2 separate regions of the Homo sapiens genome follow, and region 2 is linked to region 1. A link is a loop called in an ENCODE intact Hi-C map of the cell type or tissue named here. Cell type or tissue: PC-9. All regions are shown on one strand.

Region 1 (8,000 bases):
AAGGGTGGGAGGATTTATTGGGACTCTGTTGCAAGTTTTCTCCAAATGAGAAGTTTGGCTAATCGCCCCTTCTCTTTGAAAAAAAAAGTCACATTTTGATGTTTCAAAAAAGATTTGCAAACACACAGCAAGACATTGACAGGGCATACCCAGGAGTATTATATTCCAAACCCATCTGGGGAAGGTATGAACACGTTTAATCCAGATTCACCAGATTCATTATAATAGAATCCCCAAAATAGGAGAGTATGGAAAGTCTGTCATGACTGGCAACCCACGCCCACCACCACCTTGTGAGTCCTACAAACACAAGCACTGGTGTGTGAGAGCTAATGAGAGCTGACATTTATTCAGTGCCTGCAACATACTCACTAAGCTTGCTTTTTCTAAAAGCAGCTCCTCAAGAAAGCTTAGAGCAGTGCCCAGCGTATAGCAGACAGTCTGGAAATATTTGCTGAACCACCGAGTGACTGGTTTCATGTAACTCTCTCTCCCTTAGGTAATAGTACCAGGCCCACACAACAGAGGGAGAGAATGAGCCCCAAAGCAGTTAAACCAGTTGCCCAAGTAGCTCTGCCAAATGAGTGCCAGAATTGACATTTGACCCAAGAAATTTGAGTCCAGAAACTGCCCTCCAGCCACTACATGAAATAGGCCTCCAAACTTTCTGTCTACCTCCTACTATATTATGTATTTGCGTTTTCGTCTGTTTGCCTGCACTGAGATGTGAACTGTGTAATGGAGAGGGCCTCGACTCCCATACCATGTCCCCAGCCCCTAGAACCCAGGCATACGGAGCTGCCTTGCGGGTCCATGGCTGCGCCCTCCAGCCCTGTGCGCAACTCCAGGGATTTGAGCCTTTGGGGTTGTGCGGGGCTGCAGGGTGCAGCCCCGGGGTACAGTTCTAAGCATGGTAAACACTCAAAAAAATGCATGGGTTGTATTAATTAATTTATGCAAGACTCTGTCTTAAACCAAAAGAGGAAAGGAACACTTAGGGCATGGATGATGGAGTATCTGCTGTCATTATGTATATAAAGGGTGGGAGTTTTCTATATACTACATTGGAAATGGAAAGGGACCCTCCAGCGGGCTTCCTATGTTCCAGGAAGCTGTGGCTCAGAGGTTAAGACCTTTGTGGGAGATCACATGGACAGCAATGACCCCACCAGGGCTGGATTTAGACGCCCAACTCCTAACCCCGGCCTCTTCCTCCACTCTGTGTCCGACTCCACTTCAGCAGGTATTAGGGCAGAGTTTAACCAGGGACATGGGAGAACAGTAGGTCACAGGGTTCTTTCTGCAAGGGTTGGGAGTTTTAAGGTACTTGTAAATTTGATTAAAAAAATACTTCAGAGAAAAGAGACAAAATCTGGACAGAAAAGTCCATTTCAGAATCTGCTTCCAATCTCTGTAAAATATTGCATGTCACCTGGACATTTGACTCCGGTCCTCAGAGGAGGCTCACTGTGACTGCTGCTCCTCGCTTTAATTAACAGAGACTGCCCCCTGTTTGTGTCAAGAAGAGCGCAGAGCTTGTGCTGGGGAAGGAAGCAGAAAGCCACCCTGTGTGGCTTATGTGCCAATGATTCTAAACCTTAAAACTCCTATCCCATCATGAGCTTTCCCCAAACCAGATTCCCTTCCTGTTCCTGTCTGCTGTAGTGGCCACCACTCCCTGGTATATTGCCCCAGCCTGTTTCCCAAGCCTTTGAAAAATATTAAAAAGAGAGAAGAATCCTCTGGGTTCATTTTACTCTGCAAAGAAAAAAGTCAATTTCCTCTGAGCATATCAAGTCAGTAAATACAGTTACTACCATGGGTGGGTACTTACTGGGAACAAACACCTGTATGGAAAATGTGAGTGAGAAAGTATTTATTTCAGGGCTCCTGGCAGGGAGGGGTAGGCATTATAAATGACCTAATTGGAACACCTGGTGAGCTCATGGAAGATTAAAAATCATCAGCAATGTCCCCCCACCATGACCCAAATGAATTCATGCAAACGCATTGATATTAAAATGCAGCTCTTAATGAAAGTGCTTTCTATGAAAGAGAGGGTGACATTATTATTTACAACACAGGCACTTTTAATATCTAAAGAAGAATCTCATTTGCTCTAGCCTTAATTATGTCAGACTGCAGTACACACAGCAAAAAGAATGCAATTGTACTCCCTAACAATTAGAGAAGGGAACCATGTCTTAATAACAAAGGATGTTTGGTTACCAGGACATTGCAACCACTGTTCATAAGCAACTCAACAAATTGAATTATATGTGCTCTGGCCCTCACCAAAATGAGTGGTTTGTTAATTGTCCTCCTCAAGTGGCTTTTAGGGTTTCAAAGAGGTTTTTAAGCAGCTGTTAGCCTTGAGGAGAAAAAAAAAAAAAGAGAAAAAAACATAAGTGAAATGTAGCTAGCACCTTGCCAGTTTCAAGCAATAAGCTGATTTGATGTATTTGATTCTCTCCTGAAGAGATGAGGGAAGCCTTAGAGAAGTGAGCTAGGTCTGAGCCAGATGCGGTGGCTCACACCTGTAATCCCAACACTTTGGGAGGCTGAGGTGGGCGGATCATGAGGTCAGGAGTTCAAGACCAGCCTGGCCAATATTGTGAAACCCCATCTCTACTAAAAATACAAAAGTTAGCCAGGCGTGGTGGTGCATGCCTGTAATCCCAGCTATTAGAGAGGCTGAGGAAGAAGAATTCCTTGAACCTGGGAGGCAGAGGTTGCAGCGAGCCAAGATCACACCCCTGCACTCCAGCCTGGGCAACAGAAGGATACTCCATCTCAAAAAAAAAAGTGAACTAGGTATGAAGTTTGGTTCCCCGGGACTGGTGGTGGTAGGGAAGATGATTTTTGGTGGTACCCCAACAAAGATCTTTTTTATATCAATGGTTTTACAGATATTTCAATGTGTATTCGAAAGAAAATAATAATGCATCAAACATGGATTCACTGGAATAAATGTTTAAGGTGTATAGTTAATAATTTTAAGTCTATCAATGTAAAGTCAATTATGGAAAAAAGACATTATAGTATTTACAAATAAAGAAATAAAAATAAAGAAAACAATGTGAAGTGTCTGGTACTAAAAACTGAAGTTTAGGAAGCACAGGCTTTGGTTTTCCCTCAATCCAGGGTTTCTCAATCTCAGCACTATAGACATTTTGGAGTGGATAATTCTGTGTTGGGGTGGGCGGGAGGTGAAGCGCTACTCCCTGGAAAATTGCCCCAGCCTGTTTCCTGAGCCTTTGAAAAATATTAAAAGGAGAAAAGAATCATCCGGGTTCATTTTGCTCTGCAAAGAAAAAAAGTCGATTTCCTCCGAACACATCAAGTCAGTAAATACAGTCACTACCATAGGTGGGTACTTTTTGGGAATCTGCCCCTGTATGGAACATGTGGGTGAGAAAGTCTTGTGCTGTCTTGTTCATTGTAGGACATTTAACAGCATCCCTGTACTCTACCCATTAGATGCCAATAGCACCCCCTGGTTGTGACAAACAAAAATGCTGCTAGACGTTGCCAAATGTCCCCTGAGGGGCAAAATTGACTGAAACCCAGAGTCATGGCTGTGTTTAAGTTCTGGCTCTTTCTCATAGGATATCTATGACTTTGAATAAATCACTTAATCTCTCCAAGCTTAGTTTTCTCATCTGGAAAACGGGAATAAGAAGGGTGCCTATACCCAGGGATGTTACAGATGATTGATACTTTGCATAAAGTGGGTGGCCAGCGAGTAGAACCTCAGCAGTGCTTAATAAATGGTCACTCTTACTATAGTAAACCTGAAGGATGACAAGATGCCAGGCAATGAGCTGATGTCCAGGAAGATAGATGACTGAGACAAGGGCTTTGCCCTCCATGATCTCAAAATCTTCAGGGGAAGATGAAATATAGAGACAGAGAAGGCCTTATGGGTATGGGACTTGTGCAGTCCCACAGTTCTCCATGTTCTAAAGGGCCCCATGCTTGGTTCAGTGCTCGGCACTGGGAAAAATCATTTTGACTTTTGCACTGAGCACCACCAATATTGTAGCTGGTCCCGTAAACAGGTGATGCACCTCTAGCAGAAATAGGGGTTAAGGTTACAGGAACTTAAAAGAGGATGTTTAGCTCCATTTACAGAGGAAAGGATGGCTTCTCAGGGATGGCAGCATTTGAGAAGTCATAGTTAAACGCATGTAAGCATTTTCAGAAGCAGCAGGAAGAATTTTGGTAGACATTCTTCAAAAGCAGTTCTTAGGCCAGGCGGGGTGGCTCACGCCTGTAATCTCAGCACTTTGGGAGGCTGAGGCGGGCAGATCACCTGAGGTCAGGAGTACGAGACCAGCCTGGCCAACATGGTGAAACCCTATCTCTACTAAAAATACCAAAATTAGTCGTGCATGGTGGTGGGCTTGTGTAATCTCAGCTGCTCAGGAGGCTGAGGCAGGAGAGTTGCTTGAACCCAGGAGGCGGAAGTTGCAGTGAGCTCAGTGAGCTGAGATCATGCCATTGCACTCCAGCCCGGTCGACAAGAGTGAAACTCTGTCTCAAAAAAAAAAAAAAAAAAAAAAACAGTTCTCAAATGCTAGAACAATACCAATATGTGTTGAAGGTTTCAATGGTTCATAGGAAATTGAGAAAAATAAGGCTGATAAAATGTGTTGAGTAAACACCTTTCACATTTGTTGGACATTGTATTAGTGTCACAATTTACTTTCTCAAATAACGTTGGAGTTAGTAAATGTTAGTTTTGTGTTTATGAGGGATGTGTGTGTGGTATTTAAAAAAAAATTCTTATCAGGGAAAAATGATCAAACCTGTTAATTGGGGTTAAATGACACCAATTTTTAGTCATTTTATTAAAGGTGAAATTCAAGTCTGTGGTCACTAATTTAAGAGCTTCGCAGTAGCTTTTGTTTACAAATGAAGTAGTAAGTTTAAGCAATTATCTAAATAATTTAATTCCTTTCAACTATGCTATGAAACCAAAATAGGTTTTGGGATCATGCATTTTCCAGCTAACTACATTGATTAAAATAACTTAGTGTATCCCCAGGAATCAATGGAGACTAGATGAAAACCCCACAGTTGTTTACTCTGCAGACCCCTGTCTCTCTGCTCAGACTCCTGTAAATACAGAATGTATCAGTTAGTTTTTGCCATGTAACAAATCACCCCAAAGCTTACCGGCTTACAACAACCATTTTTATTTAATTAACAGTTCTGTGGGCTGGCAACTAAGGTTAGTCTCAGTTGCACGATCCTGATCTTGGATGGGCTCACTCATGCATTTGCTGTCTTGCAGGCCAGCTGTGTCCAGGTTCACCTGGAATACACTTCAGCTGGGACAGCTCTTCCCCACTCCATGAGGTCTCATACTCCCTCAGGCTAGCCCAGCTTTTTTTGCATAGAGGCATGGCAGGTCCTAAGAAAGCAAGAAGAGGCCAAGCGCAATGGCTCATGCCTGTAATCCCAGCACTTTGGGAGGCCGAGGCAGGTGGATCACGAGGTCAAGGGATGGAGAGCATCCTGGCCAACATGGTGAAACCCTGTTTCTACTAAAAATACAAAAATTAGCTGGGCGTGGTGCCTGTAGTCACAGCTACTCGGGATGTGGAGGTTTCAGTGAGCCAAGATTGCGCATTGCACTCCAGCTTGGCAACAGAGCAAGACTTTGTCAAAAAAAAAAAGAAAGAAAAGAAAAGAAAGAAAGAAAGAAAGAAAGAAAGAAAGAAAGAAAGAAAGAAAGAAAGAAAGAAGAAACACACAAATCCTATTGAGACCCGATGTCAGAACATGCGCCCCATCACTTCTGCTACATTTTATTTGCCAAATCAAGCCATAAAGCCAGTCTAGATTCAGGGGGTAGAGAGACTTCTCTTGATAGAAAGAGCCAAAGTTACACTGAAAACCGAGGCATGCATATGTGTGACGCATGAATAAATGCAGCCTATTTTTTGTATCAATTTACCATATAGCTTAAATCTCATTACTACCAATCACAATCAAATGAAAATCTCCATATCACCAAGGCTGCCCAACCAACAATATTCAGAGGATTGGCGAGTATACAACCAGCCTTTGCCTCAAGAGACAAGTGTAATACATGTAATAGAAGCTATGACTGTAAAATAGCATCCTATTGGACTCAGGGGAGAGTTTAATACATTTAATACAACCTGGGGGTCAGGAAGGTAGAGTGGTGGGCTGGATAATGGCCCCCCTCCCCAAGATATCCGGGTCCTAATCCCTAGAACCTGAAACCTATTACCTGGCAAAAGGGGCTTTGCAGATTCAGAAGCTGGTACACATGAATTCTACTGCAACCAAAGAACTAACAGTCATAGAGAGCTGAATAAGCTGTGTTTTCGCCTACATATTCAGAATAACCCTCGGAAATTTGAAAGTTTGGTGTACCAGTATGAAGACACATGTCCAAGCCAATGAACTGGGAAGTCTTTGACATCACTCTGCTTCTCAACTTTCATATCCCAACAGTCACTAAGTTCTGTCAATTCTCCCTTCTAAGTGAATATTGAATCCTTCCTTTCCTTTCGTCTCCATTGTCACTGCTTTAGTTCAGGCCCTTATCACTTCTCACAATGACAATTGCAAGTCCGTCTAGTCTCACTCCAGCCACTCCTACACCCATGTCTCATCCCAAATCCAACTGCCTCTCATTCACTTAACGAGCCCTTATTAGATGTTCGCTTTGTGCCAAACACTACGTTAGGGGCTGGAGTCAACAATAAATAAGAAAAAGCTTACAATCCGATAAAGAAAACAGATTGATTAGTCAGGTTAGGTCATCTGCTGTGATAAACAAGCCCAAAATCTCAGTGCCTTAACAGAATAAATGATGACGTAGAAATCCAGCATCATCCTGAAATCATTTACTTCCAGCCATGTGGATGGAGGTGAGAAAGGATCAAGTGGGGCAATATCTGGCCTAGCCTGGAAGTGGCATATATCATTCCCACCATATTCCATTACTTGAACTCAGTCACATGAGCCAAATGGAAGAACCAAGGCAGCTGGGACATGTAGTTTTCCTATGTGCTCAGGTAAGGATAGAGGACTGGTGTGTCTATAACCAGCCCTTGCCTTGAGACAATTATAAGATATGTAATAAATGCTATGATCGGAGGATAGCATCCTGTTGGAACCAGGCAGAGAGTTTAATACATGTAATACAACCTGGACATCAGGAAGGTAGAATGGTGGGCTGGAGCAGTCATAATGGTCCCCCAAGATATCCAGGTCCTAATCCCTGGAACCTAAAACCTATTACCTAGCAAAAAGGACTTTGCAGATGTGATTATACTAGAGATCTGGAGATGAGGAAAATATCCTGGATCATCCAAGTTGGCCCTAAATTTAATCACAAATGTTCTTATCAAAAAGAGATTGAGGCCGGGTCGCAGTGGCTCATGCCTGTAATCCCAGCACTTTGGGAGGCCAAGGCGGGTGGATTACCTGAGGTCAGGAGTTAGAGACCAGCCTGGCCAACATGGTGAAACCCCATCTCTACTAAAAATGCAAAAATTAGCCAGGCGTGGTGGCACATGCCTGTAATCCCAGCTAATGGGGAGGCTGAGGCAGGAGAATTGCTTGAACATGGGAGGCAGAAGTTGCAGTGAGCCAAGATCACACCGCTGCACTCCAGATTGGGCGACAGAGTGAGACTCTGTCTCAAAAAAAAAAAAAAAAAAGGAGATTGAGGGAGATTTGATGACAGAAGAGGAAAAGGAAACGTGATGATAGGAACAGATTGGAGTGATGTTTCTTGAAGAGGGAGGAGGGGTCCAGAAGTCACAAAAGCTGGAAAAGGACGTGAAAAGCTAAAAAACAGGGCAAGGAATAGATGCTCCCTTGGAGCCTCCAGAAGGAATCGGCCAACTCTGCTGACACTTTGATTTTAATCCCTTAAGACTCAGTTGAGACTTCTAATTTCCGGCACTGTAAAGAGAATAAATTTTGCCTGTTTTAAGACACTTTTGTGGTAA
Region 2 (8,000 bases), 870 kb before region 1:
ATTGTAACACAATGGTAAGTATGTTTGTATCTAAACATAGAAAAGGTACAGTCAAAATGTGGTTTTGCTATCACAAGGACAGAAAACCAAACACCGCATGTTTTCACTCATAGGTGGGAACTGAACAATGAGAACACTTGGACACAGGGCAGGGAACATCACACCCCGGGGAACTGTCGTGGGGTGGGGGGAGGGGGGAGGGATAGCATTAGGAGATATACCTAATGTAAATGACGAGTTAATGGGTGCAGCACACCAACATGGAACATGTATACATATGTAACAAACCTGCACGTTGTGCACATGTATCCCAGAACTTAAAGTATAATAATAATAATAATAAAATGTGGTTTTGTAATCTTATAGGACCACTGTCATTTATGCAATCTGTTGTTGATGGAAATGTCATTTTGCGGTGCACGACTATCATCTTTATCCCTTAGTATTAGTTGATGGATGAAGTGGTAAGGTTTATAAAGCACTTGGCACATCACCTGACAGTAAATGCCCAGTCAGTGCAACTCCCTTTTTCCCCCTTTTCAGAGCTGTACAATGAAGGGGTTGCAAAGTTTCCAGAGAAAATTTTACATTTGCAATCTTAGGAAGCTGAAAGTGTTTCTGTTAAATAGGTTGAATTTTGTACTTGTGCCCTAAGGTGATATAGTTGTATAGGGTATAATTTAAACATTTTTAATAATTGTTCCATTTTGCAACTTGGAGGCCAGAGCAGTGTTCCCCTTGGCTTGTTGGTGTGGCCAAATATATCCATCAGTGAGGGTTGTGTAACTGGGGTCAGGGAATACCAAGAGCTTTAGCTTTTTGCATTAAAGGTTGATTAAATTAGTTAAAGTTGTCTGAGTCAGACTGACCTAGGCTTGAATCGTGGCCACATCCTAGCTGTTAAACCCAAAAAATCCTTTTCTTTTTACCTCAGTTTTCTTGCCATCAAAATAGATGACAAAGATAATACCTACTTCATAGTGTTGTGATATGAAATGAGATCATGAATATTATGTACCGAAAAAATGCTTATATAAACAACTTATTGACTACTTAACATCTACTGGCTCTGAGCCAGGCGCCTGATATGGATTGTATAGTTGAATGTCCATTACAACTCTATAACATAGGTGCTATTATTATCATCCCCAATTTACAGAGGAAGAGCCTGAGCTATAGAGAAATAAGTAACTCAACATGGACAGGTTGTGGTGGTGATAGGATATAAACCTAGATTTGTCTAACTGCAGGTTAATGCTCTTAACCATATTCCTGTGATCCTTTGTATTTTCTTTAATTCCTGCATCTCCTCAAACCACCATGGAACTTAGAAATAAATTTTGGTATTTGGTGACATATTGGTTGATTGCATGCCCAATATTTCCTCCTCCTCCTCCTTGTCCTTCCTCTTGTTCTTGTCCTCTTCCTCCTCTTCCTCCTCCTCTTCCTCCTCCTCCTCCTTCTTCTTCTTCTTCTTCTCCTTTTCCTCCTCCTCCTCCCTCTCCTTCCTCTCCTTCCTCTTCTTCCTCCTCTTCCTCTTCCTCCTCTTCCACTTCCTCTTGTTCTTCCTCTTCTTCTTCCTCTCCCTCTTCCTCTTCCTCCTCTCCCTCTCCCTCTCCCTCTCCCTCTCCTTCTCCTTCTCCGTCTTCGCCTTCGACTTCGTCTTCATCTTACTGTGTGGCCCAGGATACAGTGGAGCGGTGTGATCATAGCTCACTGCAACCTCCACCTCCCAAGTTCAAGCACTCCCTTCACTTCAGCCTCCCAAGTAGCTGCAACTGGTGTACACTACTAGACCTGGCTAATTTTTAAATTTTTTATAGAGACGAGATTTCATCATGTCACTCAGGCTAGTCTTGGACTCCTGGCTCAAGTGATCTGCCTGCCTTGGCTTCCCAAAGTGCTGGGACTATAGGCGTGAGCCATTGTACCTGGCCAGCATTTTCTTCTGAGAACATGTCTGAGACATTTACAGATACTCTCAGGGTGGTGGAAGCAGCAGAAGGTATTTGGGTTGCGGGGGAACAACTTTTCAATATGGTCACTTTTAACTTTCTGTATCTTAGGCATTTGGAACCTTAGGTTTGCAAGTCCTACTCATGCTTGGGTAAGGATCCTAGGAGCAGAGCGTAGAGTGGTGCCATGTTTCCCACAGATTAATTATTTTCATGGGAGCAGAGTGACTAGCAGGGACTCTGTCTGAGGCTTTCCTCCTTTGAAGACACATCTGAAGTCTATCCTTTAGATCATGCTTGATAAATGGAGTGGTGTGCCCTAGATGGGAAAATAACACTGCGTGCTAAAGGAGGCATTTTTAAGAGGATTTTTACTTGGCATATAGTGTACCTAGAAGACATGTCTTGCTGTCCTCATTTATTTTGCCATTTCCCGTCTGGTCCTAATTAACACACAGTTGGAACTATGAAGTGTAATGGACAATTCTTCCTTTAACCTCCAAAGAACTGTCTGCTAGTGGAGGTGCCTCAGATGGGATTTATTAGTATGGGAATGATTTCCAGAGATATAATCTACAAATGCATTTTTGACAGTCTCCACATTTCTCTAAAACTATGTCAGTTAACAGGAATCTGACTCAAGTACTTACATTCAACACTCTGGGCATTGAATACACTGAATACATTGAATGATAGCACCAGATTCACAATTAGAAATATTTTTTTCCCATGCAGAATAATGTATAGTCATTACTGAGTCCCATTTTGACCTGTTACCCAGGTTACACAGCCATATTAATGTGTGCAGAGGTATGATCACAATTCCTCCGTATGAAATTATTCTTCTCTGTAAAGAAATTGAGTTGATAAATAAGGCCCTAGCAGACTTAAACAATTGATCCACCATACAAAGCAATGTCATCAAGCTCTTCCAGAGAAATGGACCTCCCAAAAGGAAGCATCGAATCTGCACTGCTCATCCTTAATATGCACTCCTGACTCTCACAGATTGTGATAGATGATCAGAAATAATAACTTTTTGCATTCATTTCAAATTCATAGCCATAAACACAATGATCACTATTTATTGCACACCTATTTTAATCCAGGTGTCTACATGTATCTTCTAGAATATTTAAAGCTCTAACAAATGGATATAATTTAATCCACTTTATAAATTAGGAAAGGGAGGTTCAGGAGGGTTAAGTAAATTGCTTAATATCACACAGCTACTATGCTGTGAAGCCAAAATTTGGATCCATTCTGAATTACTTCAAAGCTTTCACCCATCCTTATATTCTATATGCATACAGAGGGTAATGAAGGATAAGATTCAGTATCGTTCTTTAAATACCTTACATGTAGTTAGGGATCCAAGATACCATCATTATGATAAAAAGCTAAATTTATTGGGAACTTAACTATGTGTCGGGGACTGCACTAAGCTCTTTATATAGACTTTCTCATTTAATTCCTTAAACAACCCCATGAAGTACATAGTACTACTATTCCCAGATGACAGATGGCATTAAGTAGCTTTCTTCGTATGGTAAAGCTGGGCTTCCAACCCAGGCAGTCTGATCCAGCTTCCATACTTTTATTCACTGTTGCTTCCCAAGACTGCTGATCTGGGAAACAGATTGTTCAGAAGACATTTTAGTTGAAGTCAGGCTAAATTAGGGGTCAAACCACACGAATAGAATCAATGGTAGTTGCAGTTAGAGAGTTAAAGGCCAAGGCAATCAGGTGATAAATTGTCTATGGCGGCAGAGCTTTCAGGAACCATGGACAGTCACACAGGGAGTTATTTTTATGGTTTATCTAAGTCAGGTAAAGCTATGATCGTGAAACAGGTTAATGTCTTCTATCACTATCTTTGTCATTAATTGACCACCATCCCTTTCCTGCTTTGCTTAGCCCCTGATAATTCATGGAATATTTTTCAATACCCTTAAGAACTCTGTAGTTAATGTAAGCCATTGTTTGGGGCTTCCACAGAGATAAATAACATCCAACAGTGTGGTTGGGGATGAGTGGTGGATAAAGGGAGTGGAGGGGAAGAAGGGAGAATTCTCAGCCCTCTTAATCATTTGGATTTTTTCCTCTAAGAGTCCATTTTCCTCTAAGTCAGGATAAAGTTAAAGCTAGGGTCAGGACCTTGACAAAAAATGTGAACAGTTTAAACAGCTTCTGTGAAGAACACAGGCAGTGTCACAAGAAAGCTCATGAGTGATTGCCAAATGGAAGGTAAAGTCAAATGCCATTGGAGGGTGAAATCATTGTAAGCTGGAGTGGTCTCAGAAAGCAACTGAAGGGTGCATTTGGATAAGTGGAGACAAAGGGAGGGATATTTCAGAAAAAAAGGAAAGGGTACTTAAAAATTATGACAGCATAGAGCTATAGAATGTCTATTGGAGAATAAACAGGATGTGCTTTTTCCATGGAGACTGTGATAGTCTCACATTTATGCATCATCAAAATCGATACTTATTTTTATGTACATATACGAAATATCAGAATGAATAAACATCAGGCATATTTTTGAGCCATTGGGGTAGAGTTGTGGATACACAAGAGCTCATGCACCTCTTCAGTCAGACAGCTCTACTAACGTTGGATTTCTGCTACAATTATAAAACATCATCAGAGACAAGCTGTTCGGTAACATTTCTCACCGAGCAACTAGGGGGCCCGGAGAAGCTGGATTGTCATTTGCGGGAAACAAATGACAATGATCCCTTGAGATGTAATGTGCAGAAAAAAGTACAATCTTATTATGAGATTACTATGGTGATGTAAGGTTTCTTCCTGTTCCCAGCTCAGACAGAGGAGGGAGACAAGGTACCACGTTAACAACAGGACTGAAATTTCGCCCAGAGTACAGAGAGCTCAGCAGATTCCTGGCATTTCTGAAAAACAATCCCTTGGGGTTGAATCAAATTAAATGCTTTAGGAAAAAAAGTTATGATATTCAAGAGAAATAATGTGGCTTAACAACTGAAGTTCCACTTCTGATGGACCTGAGAAGCCTTGCAAATGACGTTTGATTTTCACACTCTTTGAAGAGACAACAGATTTCATTGTGCAGGGGAGAAGCTGCCCAAGTGGACTTCTGGAGTTCTGACTACTTTGGGAGATCCATTGACTGGTAAGGGATTTAGTCATGATTTTAATAAAGAGAAAAAAGAATATCTTTTACGTTGGCTCTATGTGTCATGTGATGGGAGACAGAGGGTTATGTATATTCTATTCATGCCTCTAGGAAATATGTGTGTGTATCTGTGAATGAATACATGCAGATTTTTGGGCCAGGCACGGTGGCTCATGCCTGTAATCTCAGCACTTTGGGATGCTGTGGTGGGAGGATCACTTGTGCCTAGGAATTGGAGACCAATCTGGGCAACATCGCGAGACCCTGTCTTTACTTAAAATTAAAAAATTAGCTGGGAGTAGTGGAGCATGCCTATGGTCCCAGCTACTCAGGAGGCTAAGGTGAGAGGATCGCTTGAGCCCAGGAGGTCAAAGCTGCAGTGAGCTATGATTGCACAACTGTACTCTAGCCTGGGTGACAGAGCGAGACCTTGTCTCAAAAAAAAAAAAAAAAAAGAAATGGAAACTTTGGTACCTAGCATGGAGAATTTAGGACATTGACCCTTCACCAAGCAGTCATCCAGATTATTTCATGCCCAGTGCCTTCCACTCAGCAAAGCACCAGCATGGATAGGAGCTTTGGCATTGGACAGACATGGGTTCATGTCCCAGCTCAATCACTTTCTAAGAGTGTGAACTTGGACAAGTTACTTAAATTCTCTGAGCTTCATTTTTCTCATCTGTGCAATGGGGATACTAATACTCTCTGCAGAGTATTATGGTGCTTGACATGTATTAAGTGCCCATCACACATTCTCACACGATGATCTAAAGCAGTTATTTATCGCTTCCTTGGTGAGGTGAACATCCCTTGTTTTGGTCTTCCAGTTATCTCTTCTCTCCTCTTCTGCTAACACCTCTTTGACCTTCCTTTGAATGGACCACCTATCCCACTTCCTCAGTTCATATGGTTTGGGTAGAGAGCTTTCTTCACTGTAGATGTGGACATATTTTCATCAAAGAGTGTTTCATCTTCCTGTTCACAATGATTGGTTCAGGGATGGACGTGTGACCAAAGATAGGCTAATGAGACTCAAAAGTACTTTGCTGGATCTTTCTGGAGGGAGAAACTCTATTCCTCTGGTGGTTGCTAGGACCATATAAGATAGTTCTTCAAAAAGTTAAACATAGAATTATCATATAACCCAGCAATTTCACTCCTAGTTATATACCAAAAGTAATTGAAAACAGGCATTCAAACAAAACTTGTTAATGAATTTCATAGCAGTGAAATTCACATTAGCTCAAATGGGAAATAATTCAAATGTCCATTAACTGATGAATGGATGAAGAAAATGTAATATCTCCATATAATGGAATATTATTCGACGACGAAAAGGAATGAAGTACTGATACAGGCAACGACATGGATGAACCTGGAAAACGTTCTGCTAAGTGCACTAATCTAGAGACAGCAGGCCATAGATTATACGAGCCCACTTATATTCAATATGCAGAATAAGCAAATCTACAGACACAGAAAACAGGGACTGAGGGAAGGGAGGAAAGGGAGGGATCGGTTCGTGGGTATGGTTTCCCTTTTTGAAGTGATGAAAATGTTTTGAGACCAGATAGATGTGATGGTTGCACAACACTGTGAATGTACTAAATGCCACTGAATGGTATAGTTTAAAATGATTAGATTATGTTATGCTAATTTTGTCTCAGTAAAAAAGAATGTATTAGTACTTTTTGTAGCTATGTCTCCCATCACAGCAGGTGGGCTTGTTTGCATATGGAGCCAACAAGGAGGAAAAGCAGAAGTGAGAGATGGAGAGAGACATTTGACAATGTTTGAGCCCCAGGATCTGCCTGTATCTGAAACCATTGCATCTGGGCGTTCAGATCTGTGGTCCAATAAATTTCCTGCTGTTCCTTAAACTAGCTGGAGTTGGATTTCTGATTATAACCAGAAGTACTTAGCTGAATACATGAAGTTGGCAAAGCTATATTTCTAAATATTTTTATATGTAAATAGAGCTACGTCTCCAGCATAGACCTATTTCTTGGACTCTAGACTCATCTATCCAACTGCCTCTTGACTGTTTCACTTGGGTTTGTATGTGATATCTTGATATGGTTTGGCTCTGTATGCCCACCCAAATTGCATGTTGAATTGTAATTCCCAGTGTTGGAGGAGGGACCTGGTGGGAGGTGATTGGATCATGGGGGTGGATTTCCTGCTTGCTCTTCTCATGATAGTGAGTGAGTCCTCAGGCGATCTGGTTATTTGAAAGCATGTAGCACGTCCCCCTTTACTCTCTCTCTCTCCTGCTGTCATGTGCAGGTGTACTTGCTTCCTCTTCTGTTATGATTGTGTTTCCTAAGGCCTCCCCAGCCATGCCTCCTGCATATGCATAGCCTGTGGACCTGTGAGTCAATTAAACCTCTTTTCTTTATAAACTACCCAATCTCAAGTAGTTCTTTTTTTTTTTTTGACAGAGTCTTGCTCTGTTGCCCAGGCTAGAGTGCAGTGGCACGATCTTGGCTCACTGCAACCTCCGCCTCTGGGGCTCAAGCAATTCTCCTGCCTCAGCCTCCCGGGTAGCTGGGATTACAGGCACCTGCCACCATGCCTGGCTAATTTTTGTATTTTTAGTAGAGATGGGGTTTCACCTTATTGGTCAGGCAGGTCTCGAACTCTGGACCTTGTAATCCGCCTGCCTTGGCCTCCCAAAGTGCTGGGATTGCAGACGTGAGCCACCGCGCCTGGCCAGGTAGTTCTTTATAGCAATGTAAGAATGAACTAATATATATCTCAAACTTAGCACTTATGATGCCAGGCTCATGAATTCCCACTACCCAAGCATATACCTCACTCACAATTCACCCAATTTCAGTTAATACGGAGATTCAGCTAATACTCAACTCCATGCTTCTTGAGGCTCAGGCCCA

Evidence for each region. Hi-C counts contacts between places; a loop is a spot of excess contacts. Peaks named below come from ENCODE experiments on the same cell type or tissue, not always from the same donor. Only the 100,000 strongest peaks of a DNase experiment are listed, where the experiment ranks them.
Region 2: a loop joins it to region 1, with 13 times the contacts of the local background. A loop is called at or near these places in 6 of 110 quality-filtered maps.

Annotation. Positions count from the first base shown.
Region 1 is chr16:12,892,257-12,900,256 of GRCh38, reverse strand. No RefSeq gene overlaps it. Among named protein-coding and RNA genes, the nearest start is that of SHISA9, 5.3 kb to the left of the region's middle. In PC-9, CTCF peaks have their summits at 605, 1,478 and 3,475; DNase peaks (open chromatin) are centred at 536 and 1,186; H3K4me3 peaks cover 2,015 bases; H3K27ac peaks cover 3,334 bases.
Region 2 is chr16:13,764,140-13,772,139 of GRCh38, reverse strand. It overlaps LOC124903645 (a long non-coding RNA gene), which reads left to right. Exons shown (of 2, transcript XR_007064996.1): 2 at 4,774-5,154. Among named protein-coding and RNA genes, the nearest start is that of ERCC4, 150 kb to the left of the region's middle. In PC-9, no CTCF peak of the experiment used is centred here; no DNase peak of the experiment used is centred here; H3K27me3 peaks cover 5,817 bases.